Regions from separate parts of the Homo sapiens genome. Here region 2 is linked to region 1. The links are chromatin contacts, found by Hi-C or POLR2A ChIA-PET in ENCODE. All regions are on one chromosome and are shown on one strand. Each heading gives the region's core, a stretch centred on a gene start or an enhancer-like site at or near the end of the contact. The rest is flanking DNA. Distances are from core to core; before and after follow the strand shown.

Evidence for each region. A loop is a pair of places that touch in the nucleus more often than their neighbours do. ChIA-PET counts read pairs that join two places held with the same protein, here RNA polymerase II (POLR2A). Pooled maps may share reads with other maps.
Region 2: a loop to region 1 is called in a pooled map, with 2.2 times the contacts of the local background. The contact joins two enhancer-like sites. A Hi-C loop is called at or near these places in 1 of 168 maps with a recorded cell type or tissue (OCI-LY7) and 1 of 50 pooled maps. POLR2A ChIA-PET finds 5 or more read pairs at or near these places in 1 of 52 experiments (WTC11).

What each region holds. Positions count from the first base shown.
Region 1 is chr1:168,917,455-168,923,838 of GRCh38, forward strand. All of the region lies in intron 3 of LINC00970 (long intergenic non-protein coding RNA 970), which reads right to left. Among named protein-coding and RNA genes, the nearest start is that of LINC00626, 130 kb to the left of the region's middle. RefSeq lists an enhancer at 4,382-4,551. Within about 2 kb of position 3,511, at least 9 of the 41 ENCODE cell types and tissues checked have a DNase peak (open chromatin) inside an H3K27ac peak, as active enhancers do.
Region 2 is chr1:168,876,448-168,883,861 of GRCh38, forward strand. No RefSeq gene overlaps it. Among named protein-coding and RNA genes, the nearest start is that of LINC00626, 93 kb to the left of the region's middle. Within about 2 kb of position 3,869, at least 13 of the 41 ENCODE cell types and tissues checked have a DNase peak (open chromatin) inside an H3K27ac peak, as active enhancers do.

The DNA.
Region 1 (6,384 bases), core at 2,261-4,760:
AGTACTCCAGGTGGAAGCACCAGCATAAGCCCAGGGCTGGAGATAAGAGGCAATCCTGTGAGGATTAGTGCCCCTGAAGAGTGAAGTGGGAAAGACATGTGGAGGGGAAATGCAGGGAGATGTCTGCAGGCCAGATCACAAGTAACTAAGGGTGCCCTTCCTAGTGTCTGTATATAGGACAGAATTTCTCCCCAAGAATGCATTTGGCCAGAATGTCTCTTGTGCTCTAATATCTCTCAGGAACATGAGAATTTGAATGGGGAGGAGAAGGAGGAGGAATGCCCCACAATTAGGGCTTCAATAAAGTGACATGTAGTTACAAACAGGAAGAGAAAATATGGCATTTGCTCTTTCAGTTGATTTTGATCTGAAGTCTTAACACTGTCTTAAGTGAATACTATGCCCTCTAATTTTCTGAAATTGCAAGGTAAATGTTTAAGATGAAAAACAGGGAGTTAGTCCTTTTTTTATTTTTTTCTGAGCTTAACCTTAAGAGTGAAAAAGAGTCTGCCTTCACATCACACCCGCGCAGATCTCTGGATTCATAGGATGAGCAGGGCTGCTGTACTAATCACATTTTCTTATTGCAGGATGCAGAGCTACATAATAACTGGTGAGTAACTTCACATTGAGGAGTTAGGTTTCAGAGCTGGCTCTTAGGGATCTGGGATAAAAGCAACTCATAGTCCTTCACAGGGTCTCCAGTTACTGGGAATGGGCAAACCTTGCTGAAAAAGAGGAAGGAGGTATGTGGGTGTCAACCGGTTTGCAGCTCTGAAGCCACTGGATTTCTCAGCTCCTGCTTTTCTTCTTCCTCCTCCACCTCTTCCTGCCCTTGCTTCTCCTCCATGAACCCAAGCCCCTGCCCCATCACATGGCTAAAGAAGCAGCTACAAAATAGGGACAAATTATCATTAAATTAGCGAGGGAAAAATTGTACATTTGTCTGTTCTAGTGAAATTTTCCCCAAAGGGCTCAAAAAGATCTGGCAAGTGCTCCCTTCCTGCCGCAAATAGGTGGGAGTGTGTGGCAGTTCCACGTCTACCACATACTAAGCACTTACTACAAGGCTCTAGGCATTGTTAATGCTTTAAATAGATGTCTCAGTTTAACCATCTCTTCAACCCTACAGTACTATTGTGACCATTTTATGGATGAGAAAATGGAGGTACAGAAAAGTTAGGGGCTTCCCCAGAGCTCACAGCTAGAAATTGGTGGAGCCAATATTTAAATCTTGGCAGTCTGTCACTAGAACCCTGGACATCTACCACTGTATTATAAAGCCTCCCAGACTCCCAGAAATATGCCCATGAAATCTCCTAGATGCTGAAAATGGACCAAATCTCACCAACGCCTTTTGAAGGCAAATTATTCAAATGGATAAATGTGGATTACTATATCTTTAGGGTTTTTATTAAAACTTGCTTGACTGTGTATAAAATATTCAAGACACATATGAAAGGTAAGAACAAGTGGCCATGTATGTGGTATGTTTATTCTTCCTACACACCAGTGCTCCAGCTCTGAATATCTGAGCTACTGGACCATTGTCCACTTTGACCTTGAACAATAGGGAGATCCTTCTAGCCATGATTGTTCTTGAATCACCAAACTCCTCCTTCTGCCCTTGCATAATGTGCCCTGCCCTGCTGACAATGAATGCCCTGATGTACTAAGTCACAACACTGAATATTCCTCTGTCCTCATTTTTTTCAGCAAACAGGATGAATATCAGCTCCAGCAGAATGCCCACAAGGTTGTATGAAATTTAGCGAGAGAAAATTCTAAAGTAAATGCTGCAGAATTCTATTATACAGCACTGTTTCCAGAGTGCTCAGCATGTCACATTGCCCTGTAGAGCTGGGAATGCAGAAACAAAGGCCTCCAGTGTTATTTCCATTTGTAAGAAGACTGAATTAACGTTGCTAGGGAAACAAAACCTCAGTTTCCTATTCAATTTACTTTCAGCTTATGTGTCACACCTCTTGCAGCCTCGGTGAAACACAATAAAGGAAGAGAACTACAGTTCTTTTATTAAAAGCTCTTAGCGCACATATTTCCCAGGTAAAGATAATCCACAGGAGGATAGATTTGGGCAAATTTCATCATAAAAGTGATTCAACTCCACTAGATTTCGCTATATGGTGGGGGGAAGATTACATAAAAAGATGCCTGTGTGCATTGCTCACTGTACCTAGGAACACCTGACTCAGGAATTGCATTTGTCTCAATTTTCAGTGGTCACAGTTACAGCCTAAAAGTCTTGGAACTTGTGTATAACTTATAATGTATATATAACTTGTGTATAAGTTATAATGTTTATAATGTGTATAAGTTATAATGTGTGTATAACAATCAAAGAGAGAGAAAATTGGAAGAAATGCAGTAATGAATGGGGTCAGAATGGTGGATAGAGGGTAGGAAAGCAGGAAAAGAAGAAAGAAAATGGTAGAATCAGCTCAGTAGTTAGTAATGGACCACAAGACTTTCAAGAGGGAGCTGATCAATTGATTCTGATGTTGTAAAACATATAGGAGAAATGGGTTACGGCTAACGCAAACCAAACCAAATATCAAGGATGATCTGGAGAGAGGATATGGATCACACTTGGATGAGGCTGTGTCTGCACAAGCATGGGCTCCTCCTTCCTTTGCCGAAATATGCCGCCATCTTAAGAGCTAAAACCAACAAGCTTTCTGCTGACTGCTCAGATGTTAGTGTCTGCACACTTCCAGGGATTTGTCAAATCCTAGTCTTAATTCATCGTCAGTCCCCAGGGTTCATGAAGTGGTCCATGTTTTCCAAATCTCAGTTCAAACATCATTTCCCAAGGACATCTACCCCAACACTGCAGACTAGATTCAATCCATGCTACGCATTCTCAAAACGTGGCTATCATTTTCTCCAATTTACTCACAGTTAGAAGTTACGTATTTCTGTGATTTTATTTATCTTTCTCCTTTATTAGACTATAAGCTCCTTGAATATAAGAAGTGTGCTTGTTTCTGCTTAGCATTGTGTCCTCAGTTCCTACCCAGAATCTGGCACATAGTAGAGTCTCAGCTAATATTTGTTCAATGAATGAATGAATGTGTACTAATCAGTTATGACTAAAAGGTAAACAAATCACCCCATGATGACTAATGATACCAAGCCTTCAAAGGCCAGCAGGAAGTCACAGAATCACAAGTCAACTTCTGACTGAGCTCCTTTCCTAGGGAAGCACACACTCCCAGACAGAAGTAGACCATATAAAATTTGGATCCATCGTGAATGTTTAATTGCAGCCTTATTTTCCACATACAATGTCAGTATTTGGCTTGCCTTGTATGACCATGGGAGGCTTTCAGAATTAGTTTCTGAATAACTTCTTAAGGTTGTTTGTTATATTGACTTCAGCCAAAGATCATTGGTATTTCCTGAGACCGGAAAGATTTGGGCCTTGTGCGTAAACAACATCTTGGATCAGGCACGGAAATTTCAACAGTACTTGGCAATTTCCTAGCAGCTTACAACTGCTGATCCCGCCAACACAGGGAGTTTAGATGCAGTTTCCTCGTCCTTCTAGTTTCTATAAATGTCCTTCCTGCAGAAAGCAAGTGGCCAGAGGCACAGAGAATAGTGATGTACTCAAGTTCTCCTTCTGCGGCAGAATTAAGAATTAAATCTAGCTCCAGTGAGGAAGCAGCAGACCATGCATTCAAGACCAGTTACATAAATGGTTTGAGTCACATTATTTTTTTATCAAAAACTGTTTTATTCATTTGTACTATTCCATTTGTAATATCTAGGTAAGTGGGAGATGGGAATGTGTCAAGAAACAAAGGCTCTGGGGGGTACCACAGAATGCCCATGAGTAAATCTGTAAGACTCCACTGAGTAAATCTTTAAGACTCCACTGATAACTGTTCCTTTCATCAATATCAGGAAAAAGGTCACCAAGAAAGACATGGCTCTGAGGGATCCAGAAGCCACTGGATCTTCCCAAAATGAGAATTTCCTCAGAAAGAAGCAGAAAGAGGCCCAGATTTGAGTCAGAGGGATCCAGATATGAATACTGGTTTTGTCACTGAGCTATGTGACCTTGGGCAAGTTACTTCACCTTTCTGAGCCTCAGTTTCCTTATTTTAAAAGCAGAATAATAATATCTGCCTTCCATCACTGTTTCAAAATTAGAACTAGCTTGAAGAGAGACTCCAGACTGCTATCTGGCTTGTAATAAGTTCAACTGTCATTTCACTGGCCATCTCCAAATTGCCCTCACCACTTCTCCATTTTTCTTTGTTATCATTCTGGACCATGCCGGGTATCCTTTATTCATGCTACTGTTTTTCATGTAGTTTGCTGAACTTAGAAGTGTCATTTTCTTGGCTTTAATATCTATGATAGTAATGACTTGAATTACCTATTAATTGTATTTTGTGGTCTCATGACACGAGAGAGAGCAAAAGCGAAAGTGAGAGAGCTAGAGAGAAAGAAAGAGAGCAAGTAAGGGCAAGCAAAGTCCAGAGACAGCTACATAAACCATATTTGATTATGTGCATCTGTCAGAAGTAGGCCAGACCCATGGGATGATCAGGAATAAGTGCAGCTGGAACAGAACCTAGATATCTTTCTTCTGGTCCCTCGTCACATTCACTCCCACTTCTCTTTCACTCCCCGCTCCATCACTCCAGATTTGGTCCCTCTTCTTTATGATCCCAGCCTTCCACCACGACAACTTTAATGAACTTTGGTCCTGGTCCTCATGCCTGTCATCATCTTCTGTCTAGTCGAGAGTGGTTCTCATGTGCTCTCTGGCTCTGTCCAGGCCCAGCATGTCCCTTCTCAATTGAGCCCACTTTGGCTTCCAGTGTCTGTCCTTTCCACCTCTCCTCAATAGGTTTCCTAAATCCACCACTGACTCAATGTAGTTCAGGGCCACTGTTCCTACTGCCTCTAGTTTTGTCTCCTGACTAGCTCATTCTTCCTTTCCATTTCCTCGAGCCAGGAGGGCCAGAAAAGTCTCTTGTTAATGATGTTTGCACACTGCAGGGTTGATCGCCACATGCCACCACAGACCTGACCAAATGTGAACTTGACTTAGATCTTGCATGGGCTATGCAGGTATTAAAATCCGGGCTCCTGCCATCAAGCAGCTTACATATGATTGGCAGATAACACAGACATGTTAACGATATAAAGAAAAAACAGCCACAAAAAGTCTCATTTGAATTTGAATAATGTTCTCAGTAGATCATTATTTATCTGAGAGAGAAGGCACCAAAAGAATCCAACAAAAAAAATGGCCTAACTGGATTATTTTTATGATTACTTAATTTCAAATTTATACTAATATAATGAGTAAAATATGATTTGCTAAAGTACAATGCATAGGGAAAACAGAATCTGCTGAACTAAGAGTGACCTGTCAGTGATTCCATAAAGACCAACTTGCATAACAGAGACTGGATGACACAGAATTTAAGGTACAACTGCAAGGATATTGTAACAATCTTGATGGCGATCAATAAGTTGATGATTCTTTATTGTTTATATATCTCAAAAATAGCAACTACTTTAAAGCACTGAATTTCAAGTATACACACACAGAGCTACACATACACATAACATGCTAAGTCATCTTTTGTCAATCATTGTACTTTTTAGAGTTATATATTTCAAACTTCAAAAATATTAGGTAAAACTCACATTGTTAACATTTGGATAATGGCATTTTCAATGAACAAATAAGGGCTATTGATCAACAAAAAAAGCATATGATTTAAATAACTGAATTGCAAAATTGAGAAAGCACATCAACTTTGCATATTAAGGATATGTAGGAAAACGTATTCATAAAGTATCTGCATCTGTTTCAAAGGGGAATGCTTAATTAGAATGCAATGACCTCAATTGATCACCCAGTTTAAATGGTTCAGGATTGTGTCCTAACTAAAAGCCGCCATGGTAACTAAAAGTGAAGTCAAACAGCTGCTCACTCTGTTGCCTAACTTTGTTCACCTAGTTAAAAGTTTTCATGCTAGATAATATATTTCCCACATTTTGTACTTATTTTTAGTTTCTAGGAAAAAATGTAGAGGCATTCTGGCTTTTTTCCTGGTACAAGTCATAGTCCATTTGTCATTATGGTTACAGATAAGAAACATCCAAAACAACAAACAAACAAACAAACGAAACCAGATAAGAAACATCCCAGATATTTCTATGTAAGTCTAGACATCTAGGTGTGCTGAAAGACACTTCAAATTTGAACATTTCCTCCCACAATGTTTGGTCTATGTGCATTAAAATCCAGTTGAGCAAATCTTTATCTCAAAGCCTGCTATTTGGAGAATCTGACCTGAAACAAACATCTATATATTTTTTCATAATTGGGGGAAT
Region 2 (7,414 bases), core at 2,619-5,118, 41 kb before region 1:
CTTTGAGTGTAACATGGCTATGGCTATGTATTCCTCTTTCAAAAGCAAATACCCATGGTGACAATACATGTTATATAACCCTTTGTGGATTTGCTTCTTAATTGCCTCTCTCACTACAAGAAAAGTTTGGTTCAGCAGGAATTAAGTAGGTACCTGAAGTGAGTGAAGGATAACAGGCCTAAAAGAGAAGAAGCTCTCAAAAGTGGACTGGATTGCCACAAAAGCAAGCTCTTCAGCACAGAGGCAACTATGAGAACTTTGGAACTAGACAGACTTGGATTAAGTTTTTCTTCTCCCTCTAATTAGCTGTGCAAGCTATAAGTCACCTAACCTCTCCTTGCCTCTGTTTCTGCATCTGTAAAATAGTAATAACAATATCTACCCTGAGGAGATCTTTAAGGATCTGAGTCAATGTATATAAAGTGCCTAGATGATATATCAATGTATGAAAATCTGCCTAGCATATAATATTATAGTAGTTGTGCTCATAATCCCTTTCTATCTGCATTAGCAGAGTTGATGTAATAGGTTTCACAATGTCCCCACCCCCGAAGGCTAACAATCATATGAAAAAAAGCTCAACATCACTGATCATTAGAGAAATGCAAATCCAAACCACAATGAGATTCAATCTCACACCAGTCAGAATGGCTACTATAAAAAGTCAAAAAATAATAGGTGCTGGCAAGGTTGCAGAGAAAAAGGAATGCTTATACATTATTGTAAATTAGTTCAACCATTGTGGAAGACAGTGTGGTGATTCCTCAAAGACCAAAAAACAGAAATACCATTTGACTCAGCAATCCAATTACTGGGTATACACCCAAAGGAATGTAAATCATTCTATCATAAAGACACATGCATGTGTATGTTCACTGCAGCACTATTCACAATAGCAAAGACATAGACTCAACCCAAAAGCCCATCAATAGCAGATTGGATAAAGAAAATATGGTACATGCATAACACGGACCGTTTGCAGGGTCATGGATGGAGCTGGAAGCCAGTATACCGAACAAACTAATCCAGGAACAGAAAACCAAAAACCACACATTCTCATTTATAAGTGGGAGCTAAATGATGAGAACACATAGACATATAGAGGGGAACAACATACACTGAGGCCTGTCATAGGCTGGAGGTTGGGAGGTGGGAGAGTTCAGGAAAAATAATGAATGGGTACTAGGCTTAATACCTGGGTAATGAAATAATCTGTACAACAACTCCCCATGACACAAGTTTACCTATGTAACAAACCTGCACATGTACCCCTGAACTTAAAATAAAAGTTAATAATAATAATAATAATGTCCCCACTCCCAAAGATCTCCATGTCCTAATTCCAAGATCCTGTGAACATACCTTACATGGTAATAGAGACTTTGAAGATATGATTAAATTAAGGATTTTTAGATAACGAGGAGGTTATTCTGAATTTTCCAGATAGGCCCAATATAATCACAAGGGTCCTTATAAGAGAGAAGGCTATATGAAGACAGAAGCAGAGAGAGTTCAGAAGATACTGCACAACTAACTTTAAATAGGAAGGAAGAGAACAGGAGCAGATTCTAGAAGCTGGAAAAGGCAAGGAACAGATTCTTTCCTAGAGCCTCCAGAAGGAACCAGCCCTGCCAACACTTTTTTTTTTCTTTGAGACAGAGTATCGCTCTGTTGCCCAGGCTGGAGGGCAGTGGCGCGATCTCAGCTCACTGCAAGCTCCACTGCCTCCCAGGTTCACGCCATTCTCCTGCCTCAGCCTCCCTAGTAGCTGGGACTACAGGCGCCCGCCACCACACCTCGCTAATTTTTTTTCTATTTTTAGTAGAGACAGGGTTTCACCGTGTTAGCCAGGATGGTCTCAATCTCCTGACCTTGTGATCCGCCCGCCTCGGCCTCCCAAAGTGCTGGGATTACAGGCTTGAGCCGCCACACCTGGCCAACACTTTTATTTTGGTCCTGTATGATTCATTACAGACTTCTGACCTGCAGAACTGTGAGAGAATAATCTGTGTTGTTTTAAGACACTACAGATGTAGTACTTTGTTACAGGAGCAACAAATACAGTTGGATTTGGCCAGGCACGGTGGTTCATGCCTGTAATCCCAACACTTTGGGAGGCCAAAGTAGGCAGACCACTTGAGGTCAAGAGTTCGAGACCAGCCTGGCCAACATGGCAAAACCCTGTATGTACTAAAAATACTAAAATTAGCCAGATGCGGTGGCGCGTGCCTGTAGTCCCCGCTACTCAGGAGGCTGAGGCATGAGACTTGCTTGAACCCAGGAGGCAGAAGTTGCAGTGAGCCAAGATCACCCCCACTGCCCTCCAGTCTAGGTGACAGAGTGAGACCCTGTCTCAAAAGAAAAAAAAAATACAGTTGAATTCACTATATCGCTCTAGTCCAGACTTCTGTTCTTAGATCCAGACTCACTTATACAAATACTTTCTTGATATCTCCACCTGATTATATCAAACCATCTTATACTTAATTTGTCCAAAAACAAATTTATGATCTCCATCTGCCATCTCCCTCTCTTCCGACGTAACACGTCTGGTCCTTTTACAGTTACCCTCACTTCAGGAAATGGTGATACCACTGCATAATTCAGGGCCCTGGCCATCCTCCTGGACCCTTCCTTTGTCTTCTCCTCACCCCAATACTAAGCCCATTGCCAAGCCATGTTTATTTTATCTCTTAAGGTTCTTCCAACTCTGATTTTCTCCACCCAGTCTACCAGCACCCTACTTCATGCTGTCTTCTCTCTTAACTAGGCCTCTATCATGGTCTTCTACTTGGTCTTTTACATTTACTTTTGCCAGCTTACAATACATTATCTACCCTCTTGTCAGAGTGATCTTTTCAAAATGCAATTCTGATCACGCCATTCTGCTTAAACCCTTGTGTGTTGTTGCCTTGCTCACAATATTAAGAGCAAAATCCTTACCATGGTCTGAAAGGTTCTGTATTCTCTATTTGTTTAAGTAATTTTCCAAATGTATCTCAAACCACAATGTCCCTTGCTCTCTGTGACCCAGCCATGGCAACTTCCTTTGAATTCTTCATATATACCATGCTTTCTCATGCTACAATTGTCTTTGTGACAATTATTCCTTCCACCTTCATTTTTTTTCCTGTTACTCCTACCAGTCTGTAAATCTTCTCAAGGGCAGAGCCCCTATCTGTTTTATCATTCATCTCCACTGTTTAGGATAGTGCCTGGCCTCTCTATAGGAGTATATATATGTGTGTGTATATATATATATGTGTGTGTATATATATATATATGTGTGTGTGTGTATACATATATGTGTGTGTGTGTGTATATATATATATGTGTATATATATATATATATATATATACACACATACATTTGTTTAATGAATGAATGAATGGGTGTCCACTACTCTTCTCATCAGTGCCTAAGACAGATTTAACTTCTATTTAGCTTTCTTATTCTTTGCAGCAGTACAAAGAGGAGAAACACAGAGTTTCTGAAGAAACTTGTGGTTTGTTTAAGTTATGCAACCAGCTCTGACTCTAAACTCTTGATAGAGGACTTGATAGACTACTATATATTATGACAGCTTTTACTCATTTGAAACAAGTTTATTTCAGGACCCGTGGTAAGCAGAATTCTATGATAACATCATGCCTATTGTCTCTCATCCTTGTATAATTTCCTCCTCTTGTGTGTGGTGAGAACCTGTGAATCAGATGAAATATCACTCTGCTGATCGTATTACATGATAAGGCAAAGGGATCTCACGGATGCAATTAAGGTCACAAATAAGTTGATCTTATCCTGGGAGAGGCTGACTTAGTCAGGTAAGCCCTTAAATGCAGTTTTCTCTGGCTGGCTTTGGAGGAAGCAAGCAAACAGCCATTCTCTGAGCTGCTTACAGAGAAGGGCGGTCTCTAGGAGCTGAGGGTGGTGCTCCCTGCCTGACAGCTGGCAAGGAAATGTGGACCTCATCGTATAATCACAGCACCCTGAACTAACTTGGAAGAGGACCTCGCAGATGGGAGCTCGGCCTCAGCTGACACCTTGATCACCGCCCTGTGAAGGCTAAGCAGAGGACCCAGTTAGGCTGTGCCCAAACTCCTCAGCCACAGAAGCTGTGAAATCGTAAATGTGTGTTGCTTCAGCTGCAAAGTTTGTAGTAATTTGTTACACAGCAATAGAAAACTAAAACTGAGCCAATATTGTGAAACTCTGCATAGCAGCTGATTTTTTTTTTTTTTCTGAGAACGATAAGCATGCTGAGTTAGAACTTTCCATGAGAAGACAGATTTTAATTATCTGGGTATCCAAAGCATCAAAGTACTTTTCTCACTCTGAAAACTCAAAAATAGCTGCACAGATTTTCTTTAGAACTTTCCAAAAATAAGATTTTCTTCAGAGCCGAAATCAAGTGTGGAAAATGTTAATCTAGAAGGAAAAAGAAGCTTAAGTAGTATAAATAGCTTAAAATAGGCTACAGGGACTGACCTATGGGAGGCTCTGAGGAAAATTGCTAATTGTTTAGAATAGCAGAAATGTTCAATTACCAGTTGCATGCAAGGTATCAGTAGAGGCTGTATGCTTGTTGGTTTCCTAGTCACTCCAAGAGTAGAGACAGGGCCAAAGACTGTACCATGATGGAGAGGTCATCCTTACTAAACGCAATTCCAAAATGTACTCACACACCCAGAAAAGATTTTATAAGGGTGCATCGTCCTTTTTTATGGCTTTAAACAGGAGTATGATTACATAAAAATAACAAGAATACACTTTTCTTTTTAAAACTCTTCAGAAAGTAAGTCAGTTAACCTTCTTGGGTCCACATTTCCTCATCTCTGAACAGCACTCCAAGGTTCTTTTAAGCTTTATAATTCCGCTATGAGATTCTTCCATCATTTTATCTACCGGTTTTGTCAGTGTTAGATGAGGTTGACTATGAAAGGCATCCAGTACATAGTAAGCAATCAACAAATGTGAATTCTTCATAGTAAAATATTTCATCCATCTTGGCTGCTGGCACAGCTATTATAAAACCTTTCTTCATAAGACTGATTTGCCAAAGCTCTTCATCACCTTTCCAAAGCATCACTTGATTTCTCTTTAATTATGGAGAATTTAAAGGCAGAATTAATCTTCTAGAAAGGACCAGCTATAGAAAAGCATTCTAAGAAGATTCTTAACCTTAATCCCTACTTGTACATTCCCTTAATTGTTATTTGTAAATTTCAGCACTATATTGGGTTCCTATACCCTGCTAGTTATCTCTATCTAGATGCCACACTACTCCTCAAACTCAGCTTATCCAAATTTAAATGTTATTTTCCCTCCCCAGTCAGCCCATGTCTGCCAGATTTTCCTGACTGAATTTGGGCAAGTAATTTTAGCTCACTGAGCCTCAGCTTCCTCTGCTGTAAAATTAGAATAATAATCCCTGCACTCTAACAAAGACATCACGGGCCCAATGATAATGTGCAAAGCGCATGCAAACCATTTCACATAAAACACACTTTAGGAGGTTGTTGGTTTCTCCCAACTATTTTCTTCTACTGCATTTCACAAACCCACTTAAGTACAACCATTTGGCTTGTTTCAAAAGCACATTATAAGCAGTCTTTTCTTTTCACTTTTGCTTACTCTGATTCCTCTGAGTGGATTTGTTTCTTTCCTTTCTTCTTGTTTCAGTTGGATTTTTTCTTTTAAGATCCAGATACATTTCATCTTCCCCATAAAGTGTTCTTCTACATCCCTGATCCATGATCATAGCCCTTATATGTTGTAAGCTTTTGAATTCCTAGAGCTCTGCACTAGTCATTTGGCACTTAGCTTTGGACAACCTGTAGCACTTATCTTTTTATGTATGTGTTGGATCCACAATGAACATATTAACTCTTTGAGAGCAGGGTCCTCTTTGCTAGCCCAGTGCCATACACAACCTGACATTCTATAAACATTAGTTGCTTTGTTGAAACGACATCATTTCAATTACGAATTCTAATCATTCTTAGGTAAATTGGAGACTCTCAATGTCAATATGTTGACACTTTATAAATTTTAATTAGCATATTGGCAATTATACTCCACAGCTGTTTTCATAGGGCACTTCACAATTATTCATCAGTTTTTGTCAAGATATTCTCAGGAGGTGAGTGATAAAGATCATTCCCTGCCATTCTTTTGTTCTAAATTTAGAAAAGCATAGTACAGTGATTTTATGAAATATATTGAGAAGATTCAGGATAAAAATTGACATAAAAAAGTAAAATTCTTTCTTAGCCCCCTGTGCCAGTGAAAATCCTTCTCTAGCATTTGTTCCTACAGAAAAGCAAATAATGTCTTATTTGATTTTGTTGAACTGCCTGTAGTCCTTGAAGATTGGGTGAGTCTCTAGTCTTCTATTCAAACTGAAATGTTTTACTTTAATAACTCAAGAAAAGATAATTTTAGTGTATCTTGGCTGTCATATGTGATTTTGTTTATTGACTGTATTCTGATTATGATAATGCAAACAAAACCCAAAGTAAGTAGAAGCAATGAAATAATAAAGATTAGAAAACAATAAAATAGAAAAAAATGTTTTTAAAAAATAAAATCAATAAAACTGATAAACTTCCAGCCAAGCTGATCAGGCAAAAGAGAAAAGACAGAACTTGACAATATCAACGATGAAAGAGAAAACATCACTAGAGTTCCTAGGGACATTAAAAGGAAAATAAGGAAATATAAGGAACAGCTTTTTTTGCCAATAAATTCAATAATTTAGGTAAAATGGAAAGTTTTTTATTTTTTTATTTTTTATTTTTATTTTTATTATACGTTAAGTTTTAGGGTACATGTGCACAACGTGCAGGTTTGTTACATATGTATACATGTGCCATGTTGGTGTGCTGCAGCCATTAACTAGTCATTTACATTAGGTATATCTCCTAATGCTATCACTCCCCCCTCCCCCGACCCCACAACAGTCCCCGGTGTGTGATGTTCCCCTTCCTCTGTCCATGTGTTCTCATTGTTCAATTCCCACCTACGAGTGAGAACATGCAGTGTTTGGTATTCTGTGCTTGTGATAGTTTGCTGAGAATGATAGTTTCCAGCTTCATCTACGTCTCTACAAAGGACATGAAATCATCATTTTTTATGGCTGCATAGTATTCCATGGTGTATATGTGCCACATTTTCTTTATTATTATTATTATTATTATACTTTAAGTTTTAGGGTACATGTGCACAATGTGCAGGTTAGTTACATATGTATACATGTGCCATGCTGGTGTGCTGCACCCATTGACTCGTCATTTAGCATTAGGTATATCTCCTAATGCTATCCCTCCCCCATCCCCCCACCCCACAACAGTCCCCAGAGTGTGATGTTCCCCTTCCTGTGTCCATGTGTTCTCATTGTTCAATTCCCATCTA